4 separate regions of the Homo sapiens genome follow, and regions 2, 3 and 4 are each linked to region 1. A link is a loop called in an ENCODE intact Hi-C map of the cell type or tissue named here. Cell type or tissue: dorsolateral prefrontal cortex. All regions are shown on one strand. Region 1 overlaps LOC145845 (a long non-coding RNA gene). Region 2 overlaps MEIS2 (Meis homeobox 2). Region 3 has its middle 54 kb from the start of TMCO5A. Region 4 has its middle 34 kb from the start of MEIS2.

The links. Peaks named below come from ENCODE experiments on the same cell type or tissue, not always from the same donor. Only the 100,000 strongest peaks of a DNase experiment are listed, where the experiment ranks them.
Region 2: a loop joins it to region 1, with 2.6 times the contacts of the local background. A loop is called at or near these places in 6 of 110 quality-filtered maps.
Region 3: it touches region 1 in a loop (5-fold over the local background); 30 of 110 quality-filtered maps call a loop at or near these places.
Region 4: a loop joins it to region 1, with 11 times the contacts of the local background. A loop is called at or near these places in 75 of 110 quality-filtered maps.

The regions. Positions count from the first base shown.
Region 1 is chr15:36,882,874-36,885,373 of GRCh38, reverse strand. The region is part of intron 1 of LOC145845 (a long non-coding RNA gene); the gene reads left to right. Among named protein-coding and RNA genes, the nearest start is that of MIR8063, 89 kb to the left of the region's middle. In dorsolateral prefrontal cortex, CTCF peaks have their summits at 1,336 and 1,539 (motif pointing left); a DNase peak (open chromatin) is centred at 1,533; H3K4me3 peaks cover 2,002 bases; H3K27ac peaks cover 1,152 bases; H3K27me3 peaks cover 2,371 bases.
Region 2 is chr15:37,013,977-37,016,476 of GRCh38, reverse strand. All of the region lies in intron 8 of MEIS2 (Meis homeobox 2), which reads left to right. Among named protein-coding and RNA genes, the nearest start is that of MIR8063, 42 kb to the right of the region's middle. In dorsolateral prefrontal cortex, no CTCF peak of the experiment used is centred here; no DNase peak of the experiment used is centred here; H3K4me3 peaks cover 965 bases; H3K27ac peaks cover 1,846 bases.
Region 3 is chr15:37,879,257-37,881,756 of GRCh38, reverse strand. No RefSeq gene overlaps it. Among named protein-coding and RNA genes, the nearest start is that of TMCO5A, 54 kb to the left of the region's middle. In dorsolateral prefrontal cortex, CTCF peaks have their summits at 801 and 1,004 (motif pointing right); no DNase peak of the experiment used is centred here.
Region 4 is chr15:37,133,263-37,135,762 of GRCh38, reverse strand. No RefSeq gene overlaps it. Among named protein-coding and RNA genes, the nearest start is that of MEIS2, 34 kb to the right of the region's middle. In dorsolateral prefrontal cortex, CTCF peaks have their summits at 764, 972 (motif pointing right) and 1,948 (motif pointing right); no DNase peak of the experiment used is centred here.

The DNA.
Region 1 (2,500 bases):
AAAATAATTCTCACCCACCTGCCTTCCTTTTTCTCTAACCACACACTATATTGAATAGTACACATAGGTGGGGGAAATTTCTAGTTCATCACCTTCTGTCTGTAGACCCACCAACGGAGCCCCCTTCCCTTAGATTCCTGACATGTAAGCCTAGACCATGGCCTTTTTATCAAGTGAGTGGGGCTTTGTTAATGTATTTGTACTTTTCTGCTTTCAGTCTAAGTTTCTCGCTTTGGAGGAGGGAGGAGATGCAAGAAAGGAGGGGGAGGGGGGCAGAACACAAAGACTTTATCTAGTTCTCACCAAGCAGGTTTCAAAATAGGAACTTAATGGGAAGAAAGACGAAAGAATTAAAAAAAATAAGAGGGGCGTGAGAATTGTTTATTACAAGTTTACTTGTCTGGAAGAGAGGTGATTCTGTGGATATTTTTCGCTTTGAGGATTCTGTTTGCCTCTTATTGAAACATTTTCAAATTTTAATCCTTTAGCAGACAAAACCTCAATATAAATATGACATGGGCCACTGACAAAAAAACGAACTTAAACTCAGTGCTTAGAAGGGAGGAGGTGTGGGGAGGAGAGAGCCCTTTCTGATTAATAACTAGCAGGGTAATGTTGAGGGCTTTTTCTGCCCGATTGCCTTTTTGAATTAGAGCCGATTTCTTCACACTTCAATAGTGCCTGTCTCCTTTAAAATGACTGGCAGATTTGTTTCTCTTTTTTTTTCTCTCCCTGAGACTTAATGATGTAAATTTTCTAATTAGTTAAATCATATTGCTTAAAGGCCTAATATTTACCATGTAAGAAATGATCATCCAGATTTGGACCACTTGAAATATTCTGAGAAATAACACTTGGCTTTTAGGTTGAGGGATGAAGAGGAGAAAGCTGTATTACGGGAAGCTGTTTAGAGAAGAGAAGGCATAAACCCGGTAACATGTTAAATTAATAGATGAAGTTGAGCTGGGCTCACACCCCAAGTCCGCTTTTATTTTTCAATCAGCGAAGATTTAATTGGCAGCCCTCAGGCTGGGCGATCTGATATTTTCTCATTAGTTTCCCATCACTAATCTTGAGTGTTAGATTGGCTCAAAGGTTGTCAACATTTGACCAATTTTATTTAAGGAAAAAAAAAAATCATGCATTATGGCTCCTGGACGTGAGATCTGCAAATAAATCCTGCTTGGATCAGCGGAACCAACAGGCGAAAAAAATGTTGACTATTCATCGTCGCATTTAATAAGTTGCATTAATGTATATTTCAAGGCGAGAGAGAGAGAGATTATACATGTGGTGCGTAGATGCCGATGAAAAGAAAGAGGTGGATGGGGAACGGGATGCACTATAAGCGGGATGGGTAGGTAAAGTGAGACGTAGAAGCATTTCGAACCGAGGGTAAATAACCCAAGTGGAATAGCTGTTGAGGATTTAGGAACTACAATCCCCCCTCCCTTTCCTTTTGCAGCTGCGTGAAACTGCCAAGCCTGTCTTGCAAGCACAGAGTGGCTCTGCTGTCTAGTCCAGAGCTAACATCAGAGCGCCCCCTGCTGGCAATTAGAGCAGAACGCTGCGGGTCAGCCCCCTGCGAAGCGAATCTTGTTTTTCTGCGCACCCCACCTTTCACTGACTCCTTCCACCGCCCCCACGTCCATTCTCCAGCAAAACCCCGCGGCAGGGGAATACCTTGTCAAGGACTGAACATTTAAATGAATAAATGATAATAATAATAATAATAAAATGCGAAGGAACCCCCCCACCTTCGCTTGGCCTCTGGGGAATAAACTATCAAAAGCCTTGGCAGAGGACACCTTTCCTTTTTCTACATCTCTGTATTCTCTGCGTTTTCGCTACAGTTTGTTTTTCCTGCAGAACTGCAGATTCCGAGTCCAAGGAAATGTTTTTAATAGATGCTGTAGACGTTTTAAAAATGGATATCTGATGGGGAAAGAGGCCAATACAAAGCAATATTTTGCATCCTCACAAAATTAAACTCCCAGGAAACTCGCACTGTTTAGAAAAGTCTTGAGGGATAGCTTTCGGAATTCAGACGGTTCCTTGTCCAGAATGACCCTTTCCTGCAACGCAAAGCAATACCAGACCCTGTCCGAATCTTTTTTTTTAAGCAGAAAAAGTGTTTAAAAGTTGTCACCATAGCTACACACACACACACACACACACACACACACACACACACACACACGTCTTTTCCATGGGTGTGTCTATTCTTTTTGGGGTCGTACTTCTCAATTTTGCTGGAAACGGAAAAGGTAGCTGAAGTGCACCAAAATAACCGATGTCTTTGACATTTGATCTTACTATAGTGTTTCACGTCCAATGCAAGGTGTGAGACTGCTACTATTTGAGAGAATTTTGGTTCTTTTTCAACGGTTCGGTGCATAGAGGCATTTTCTTGGTTTCCCAGTTAATCTGCCGCGGGATTTATGAGCACCATGTAACGCGAGGGCGCACAGGTAACGAGAGCCGGAACAATCTCAGGCTG
Region 2 (2,500 bases), 130 kb before region 1:
TAATCACCGTCTGCCATGTTGTGACGCAGGTTTAATAACATCTCATTGAGTGGCTCTCGCAAACTGGAGGCTTACCAACAGCACTAGCCTTTGATATTCGACTCACACCAGGAAAAAGAAAATGTAGAGTTAAAAAAAAAAAACACTGCAAATAGAAAAAAGAACAAAAACTGGAGAAAACAGAGTGAAATCAAAAACAGATAGCTTTCTGTGTGCAGCTTAGTTTGCCATGGGAGCAGTGAAGCTATAAATCTCAGCAGTGTTGTTTGAAAACTGAACATGAGGCTGCTAAATTTATCATTCATTCTTTGTTGTTTCAGGGAGGGGAAGAGCTAGCTGACTTGGCTAACTTTGGATTCTGCCCCCTCCCATCAGTAACGTTTCATTTTTCTCCAAATAAAATCAAAATTTGTTTTTTCCTGGATCAAAGAATACTGGGTGATTTTTACCAATGGTTGGGGAAAGAAGGGGGAAAGGAGGACTGGCTTTGAGTCATCCATGTGCTGTGGGAGTGTGTGATTTCTTCCACTTCATAAATGTGGGGACAGGATGGTTTTCTTTCGTTATAGAAAGAAAGGATATACACATCTCCTACTATATACTTTAAAAATCCATATGTAGAATGTAAAAGCATGGAGAAAGTTCACCACCACGAGGATATCTAGAGCCTCGTGAAGCTGCAAAATTCCCTCCTTTTGTTTGCACTGGTGCTCTATGTTGCACTGCACAGGGGGAAAAAAAAGGTAGAAAGCAAGCCTGCTACAGATGTGACTAGCTATGAATATTCATGAGTGCCATTGCTCCTCCTTTCCTAGAGCATCCAGGCCTTTCTGATCTTCCTCTTGCACAGCTCCCAGATGCTCCCCCTGCCACCCACCCCACACTTCCCCCACCTCAAATCTGCCCTCCCTGACCAACCCTGGAACAAGACTGCAGTTTATTTCGATAACATCCTGGCATGATACAGTGATCGGTGGCCTTAGAAGTGTGTTTGTGTGTGTGTGTGCATGTGTGTGTGTGTGGATATACTCCTGCACCAAAACAAAGGGGGAAAAGAAAAAAAATGTAATTATCTACAGTTTTATGAATTCAACTCCCCTTAATGTTCATTATTTAAACCAGCAGCAATTACAAGTTCAAAGGGGTTTAGAGGGCCAGCAACCCGCATAATCACTGCCAAATTAAGCGGGACTCATTCGTCACAGGAGAGTACACCCTGAGCAGTGAATCATGCATGCCGTGACAGGCTCTGATTTACATAAAGCAGAAATCTGTGCCCTCTGGGGCTGCACGTTACTTCTTCTCAGTAGCCCTGTGATACGTGAATTTTCTTTTGGTATTAGGAAGCTGATACTGCCTCCGACATGGCATAGCGTTCCGCTAAATATTGACAATAGCTTTTCACTTTAGTGTATACTTGAGCTCAAGTCACATGTTGGGCCACAATGTCAGTGCAATTCTGATTCTGGGAAAGAAAAGAATTTGTTTCCCCTAAAGTTTCTGAATTAAGTACTTTTATGATTAAAAAGAATGAGAGTTTGGTGGTACAGTTGTGTTTCCTTTTATCCCAATCTGTTCAGGTCCATAGTTAAAAATCTATGGTGCTGATAAGGAGCAAAAAAAAAAAAAAACCCTTAGACCTATGACCTAAGTGCCTGAAGGGAGTGATCCGTTGAGGAATGCCCCCTAAGGCCCTTTCCTGTTTGGCATTTAGAGAACTTTTGAGTGTTACCTAGTGACAGTTGGAGACGATAATTGAAGTAACCTGTGCTCTGAAGCTGGACTTTGTGTTACCAAACTTGAGAGGACTTCTGATTGGATGGTCCAGGAAACCTGCCTGAGTGCCGTCATCAGCCATTGAAATCTCTTGGGTCTAAACAATAAAAAATTCCAGAATTAAGTTCAAATCAAAATGCATTTGGTTTAGGATGATTGTGTCAGACACCAAAACAACATATGTAGATTTTTATCCCCCATTCTTAGATGTTCTCTCTTGTCTCTTTAGGCAAACCTTGGCACTATTTTATCAGTTGTTTTCTCTCTTTTGGGAAGAGCTCATTTTTCCATTTGTGGCTCAATCATCTTGGTGTTATGATGTCATTTCCCCACACAGTCATTCTCTTTTCTCAGATATAGTACTGCATCCACACTTAGGATTGGAAGCATTTGGGCTTTGAGAATTAGTTTGGCAATTTGGGAGATAATCGACCCTTGTTTTTGTGCTGACTTTGAAGTGCAGATAAAGGTCTTGTGGTTTTGTGTCTTGTAACTGGGTCTACGCTTCACATATATCTAAGCAGTGGGTTTAAGAAGTTCTTTGCAATAGATCACAGTAGTTTGTGAAGCAATGTGACAAAATGGACCCAAAGCACCCTTAAACAGGCTTCCTGGTGTTCTGCTATTGTTAACATTCTACCACCACCACTCAAAGCCTCCAAAATTTCATCTTGCCATTAAGTCTCTAGATACTTTGTTTCCCTGGGTTCTTGCCCATATCTTC
Region 3 (2,500 bases), 1.0 Mb before region 1:
CTGAGTAAATGATGGGTGAATACAGAATCAATTGTCATGTATGACAAGACACTTTCTCTCTTTGTTTAATATATAAATCAAGAGCACTTATGAATTGATATTAATTAAAATAATGTATGTGCTTTCTTTCAACAGTAACATCAGCCTTGTTAAAAACGGAACGCTAAATCTTCATTAGACTTTCAGTATTAAAAATCTTGCATGAAATATGAATTAACATCTAACTTGTTGCTAGCTAGATTAAAGGGGAGAGAATGCAATAGGCACTTAGCACTGTGGACAAAAGCAGAAGCAGCTTTCCCAAACCTGGGAATAAGTGAATATCCTGAGGCTGCCTGCATCATTGTCCATCACTACCTCCTAGCAGGAATGATTGCTAACCAGGTGAAATTATGGAATGCTATTGCTTCCATCGAATCAAGATCATATCAAAAGGCAAATGCGTAGCGAGTCAACAAATCAACAAAATGCCCAAACATAAAAATTTAGCTCTTAAAAGTGCTTAGAGTTCTGTCTATAGATGTGGAGACATGAGTAAAATGTTCTTTGTTTTAGAAGAAAGCACATACACATTTCACTGCTTCACAATCTTTTCCACACATAGAAAAATTATGAAAAGCTCAAAGTGTTGTTACTTAGCTTTGTTGGATATTGGAAGTCAGTGACTACTTGCCAGGGAACAGGTGTGTGAAACACTTTTGTTCATTCTCTTCACATAGATGGATATTTGATGTCTTCTGATCTCGTTGCATTGGTGGCCTGAAATTAAAATAGATAATTGGAATGACCAGGCTGAGACCTCATATTGCATCCAAAAATACATTATGAAACTTCAATGATCTTATTGGCATTGTGTTGTCTTAGGTGAAAGCCACTCATAAACATACTTGCTTATAAAGTACACCATCGATCTTATAATTACATTCCACCTGGATTTCTACGTTTGGAAAATGTGATTGAATTTTAGACGTCTCCGGGGGTAGTGTGTACGTGCACAGCAAAACCACAAGGTGGTGGTATGGTGTCATCGTATTTTTTAAGAACAACAAGAAAAGGGGGTTTGTTTAATGAGCTTGCACTCACAAGCCTGCTCATCTAGTGAACTGTGACTTTTCAAATACCAACCTATTAATGTCAAAGGCAATACTGAAGGGAACAGTTCTGTTTGATTTAAAAAATACAGACAATGTGAAGTCCACTATGGCCTAGTATCTATCACCTATGGGGCTCCATTCATGCCTAATGCTTTATTCAAGTAAGACCTAGTTTTTATATATCAGATTAATACATATCTACAGCTTTGCACCTTTCTCGTTTGATTTTTTTATCATCAGGGCTCACCGGGGCCATTTTCATTCCCTTACTATAGCATCTGCAAGCAGGTGGATTAGAGATAACTCTCATTGTGCTTTGTTTTCCTCCCGACACTGTCATTAATCATTCCTTAAGCCACACTTCAACTTCTAGTAATCAGGACTGGCTGCTCCTGAGCTGCACAAGAATTGCCTCTCACAGTGTAATATGGAATTGGAAGCGAATGGCTAAGGCCAGACGCCTCTTCTGCATTCCCCATCTATCTCATCATTTAGGTATTTATCCATCTAGGGCTTGTACGGAGAGCACCTCTCTCCTTCCCATGAGGACACAGATTGCAACAGAGGATCAGATTTGTTACCCAGGCTTTGGGCTTTGATTGTCCTCTTATAAGTTCGGGATTAAAGTGAAATTTCCCACAGGGCTATGCAGGATTTGCTAGCATTTAACTGTTTAACCTGGCTGTTTGTGAATGAGAATCCTGTGGTCAACTATTCCGTAGAGAATATTATGGTAAGCTGAGCCTGAATGGTACACATTCCGGTGTGTTCCTGTAAAGATGGGCGCAGTTGATTCCAATTAACTTCATGTCTGATATTGGCTGTTTTCATGTACACAGACAGCAGGGATACTAAGGTAAAAAGAAAGTCAAAGCATTCCCTTTTATAAAATATGGATGTGGGCTTTAAATAAATGCAAATCTTCTCCCTCAAAATTGTGATTTCCGCTTATGGTTTTTACACTAATTGGAGAATTAATCAGTCTTGCATTGGGTTGTTTTCTATTTTATGTAATTTTTTCATGTTCTCTAATGTGTTTATCAATTTCAATCTAAAGAGGATTTGATTCCTTATTCAACATACCTTTGAATATGACCAAAACAGAAACAGAGTTATGAATTTATTTACATTTATTATTTTCATAATGAAAAATATGTACTTAGAATGTCTTAGCTTATATGTAGAAGTTAAACAGACACAATTTCCTGATTCTTTGTTATTTCTGAAGAGAAAGGTTTTTCTAATGTGTTCCTTATTCCCAAAACCAGAGCAATGAGAAATTGGGGGAAGAACTGTTCAAAAATCAAGTCTATATTGTCTGTCTGTTTGTTTAGATTTGGATTTACTTGAAGGATTTGAAAAAGTCAAAATCATTCTGCTACCTAGTTTTCAGGGTTGTGTACCCA
Region 4 (2,500 bases), 250 kb before region 1:
ATTTAAACTAAATCCAGAAGTTAAAACTCTCTATAAATAAGAGAAACAGAAAGACTCCCAAATAAGAAGCATGAAAGCCCAAGGAGGAAGTTAATGTGCAGCACAAAGTCTTTTGGCCTCATGAGCACTGCGCCCAATGGATTCAGCTGCAAGAAAATGAAGCATCTGGCACGCAGAGGGGAGTAGTGCAAGTGTGTGGGCTTACTGATGCCAGACTACAGAAGTGGCTCAAGAGTAAGAGGCCATTGATGAGAAGAAGGTTTGGATTAGCTGTGGCCTTGAAGTTACCCCTGGAAACTGAGTAGCACTCAGTTGTGAGAGGTGCATTAACCTCTTCAGACCACTAGGGTTCAAAGTGTTCCATAAGAGGTAATTTATTAAATGGGTCCTAATTGCTTAGTAATGTACCTTCCAAAAGTCACTTCTCTGTGCTATGATTAGGCCTGGGACTTGCCAAGTGCTGTCATTCTCTTTGTAACTCCATAATGGAACTCTAGGATGTGGGAAGCTGATCCATTGGACAGCTGTATATCTAATCCAGGTTCAGAATCCTACCAGTGAAGCCAGACAACCTTTCATTTAACCCTCCAGTGTGTAAACACTGAAATACAAAATTGATACACCTTGTTTTGAGTGCCTTTTACTAAGTACATATATGTTTTAATAGAATGTGGGTAACTGGTATTCTTCCTTTGAAAAATAGCACATTTTTAAGATTTGTGAAGTATCCCTTTCATTAAATTCTTTCTTAAAACTATAAAAATAAGCATGCTATTCTGTTTTCACTACCCACAACAAATTTTCTCTTGGCCTTTTTTGTTTCATACGGAGGCCAATCAACGTGATTTTCTGATTGGCTCCCAACACAAAACAGAGTGCATTCTATGGGTCATCCACTTGGTATCACTGATTCCCATCAGGACTACTTAGGCACTGGTTTTGTTAATTAACAAGGCCAGCAGAGGGAGTGAGAGAGCATTGCTACAAAAATGAAATCAAAATTTAAAATAATAATAATAACAGTCATATGTAGAAAATCTGACATTAAACTACGGAGGATTATATAGCGTAATCTAAATATGGAAGCAACCTTTATCATATAGGTAACAGACTAGAATCAAAGAAACAGGACTTCTAGTCATTATTATAGTTTTATGATGTTCATGAACCAGCCAAATGTAGCTGTGCCTCACTCATTAAAGTCTTGAAAATGGCCACCACAGTACCCTCCATTAAGATAGGAAAGGCTTTTGCCCTTCATGTAAGAGAAAGTGATTACGTAAAGAATGGGAATTATTGTCATAAGTATAAAGCTGTTATCATTTCTGTCTTTCAGGGCTTTAGGTCATTTCTTAGTTTTGACCACAAGTGAAAAACACCTGGTTAGTATTCCCCCATTCCCTAAGAACATCAGTTTGATTAGATCATGAAGTTAGACACATCTTATTAACATGAACAAATAATCATTAGGTTACAAGATAGCATAGGGGAATGTCTTTCTACCTGAAAGATATTATGTATTCTAATCTCATATTTGTTTTACAACTCCTATTTCCAGGCCATGTAAAGAAGTTACATATTTTCCAGAAAGGTTTTCAGACAAAGTGTTACAGTGGAGTCCTGTTCAAATCCACCACTCAATGGCTTACAGTTATTTAGAATTTCAGTTTCATTCTTAAGGGAATGTGCTGTAGTTGTGTTTTCCAGATATCTTCAATAGTGTTTCTTACGAGATAATTTGTGTGGGCCCCATAACCAGTTTCCCACAGGGCAGCTTTAAGAAAATGACCATCAAAACCAACCAGCCTTTACACCATACTGAACTAAGTAAAATCTTTCTTTGTTTTACAAGTTTCAGATAATCTTGAAGATAGTGCAACTTGTCTGGACGTTTGGCAGAAAAAATAGTTTGGAAAGTAAATATTCAGTTCTGCTTTCTCCAGTAGATGTCACTTTCTGTACATAGGATATCAAGATATATAAGATGCACAGTATCCCTTACAATGATGGCAAAAAAATAACTTTGGGTTCCAGCCATATGTAACAGTTTTTAAGCTATCAATGGTATTTTCTAGTGTTTGGAATCACAAGGAATAATAAGGCAAAATTAATGCTATTAATTAACCATCTTACACATTTCTGTGTAGCTTTGGCAATGGCCATTAAGTATAACATACAATACAATATTGCTAATGCCTTTTCAATAGTTAAAGAAAACTAAGTATTACTCTAAATTGAAGCAGAAAATGTATTTTCCAAAAAACAAACATGATTTCTGAGTAAATAAGTAGTTATTAATAATATACTACATACTTACCAAGAACCTAGTATATGAGTTTAGTTAACCTATTATTATTTCATGCGTTATTCTTCCTGGGTCCTCGCTATCATTTTGATATTCACATCATCTTCATGTGTCTGAAGAAAAAATAGGGTTCTCTGAAGTGTCTCACTATATGCAAGGGAACATAGAACAAGAAAGAGAGAGAAAAGACAGAAA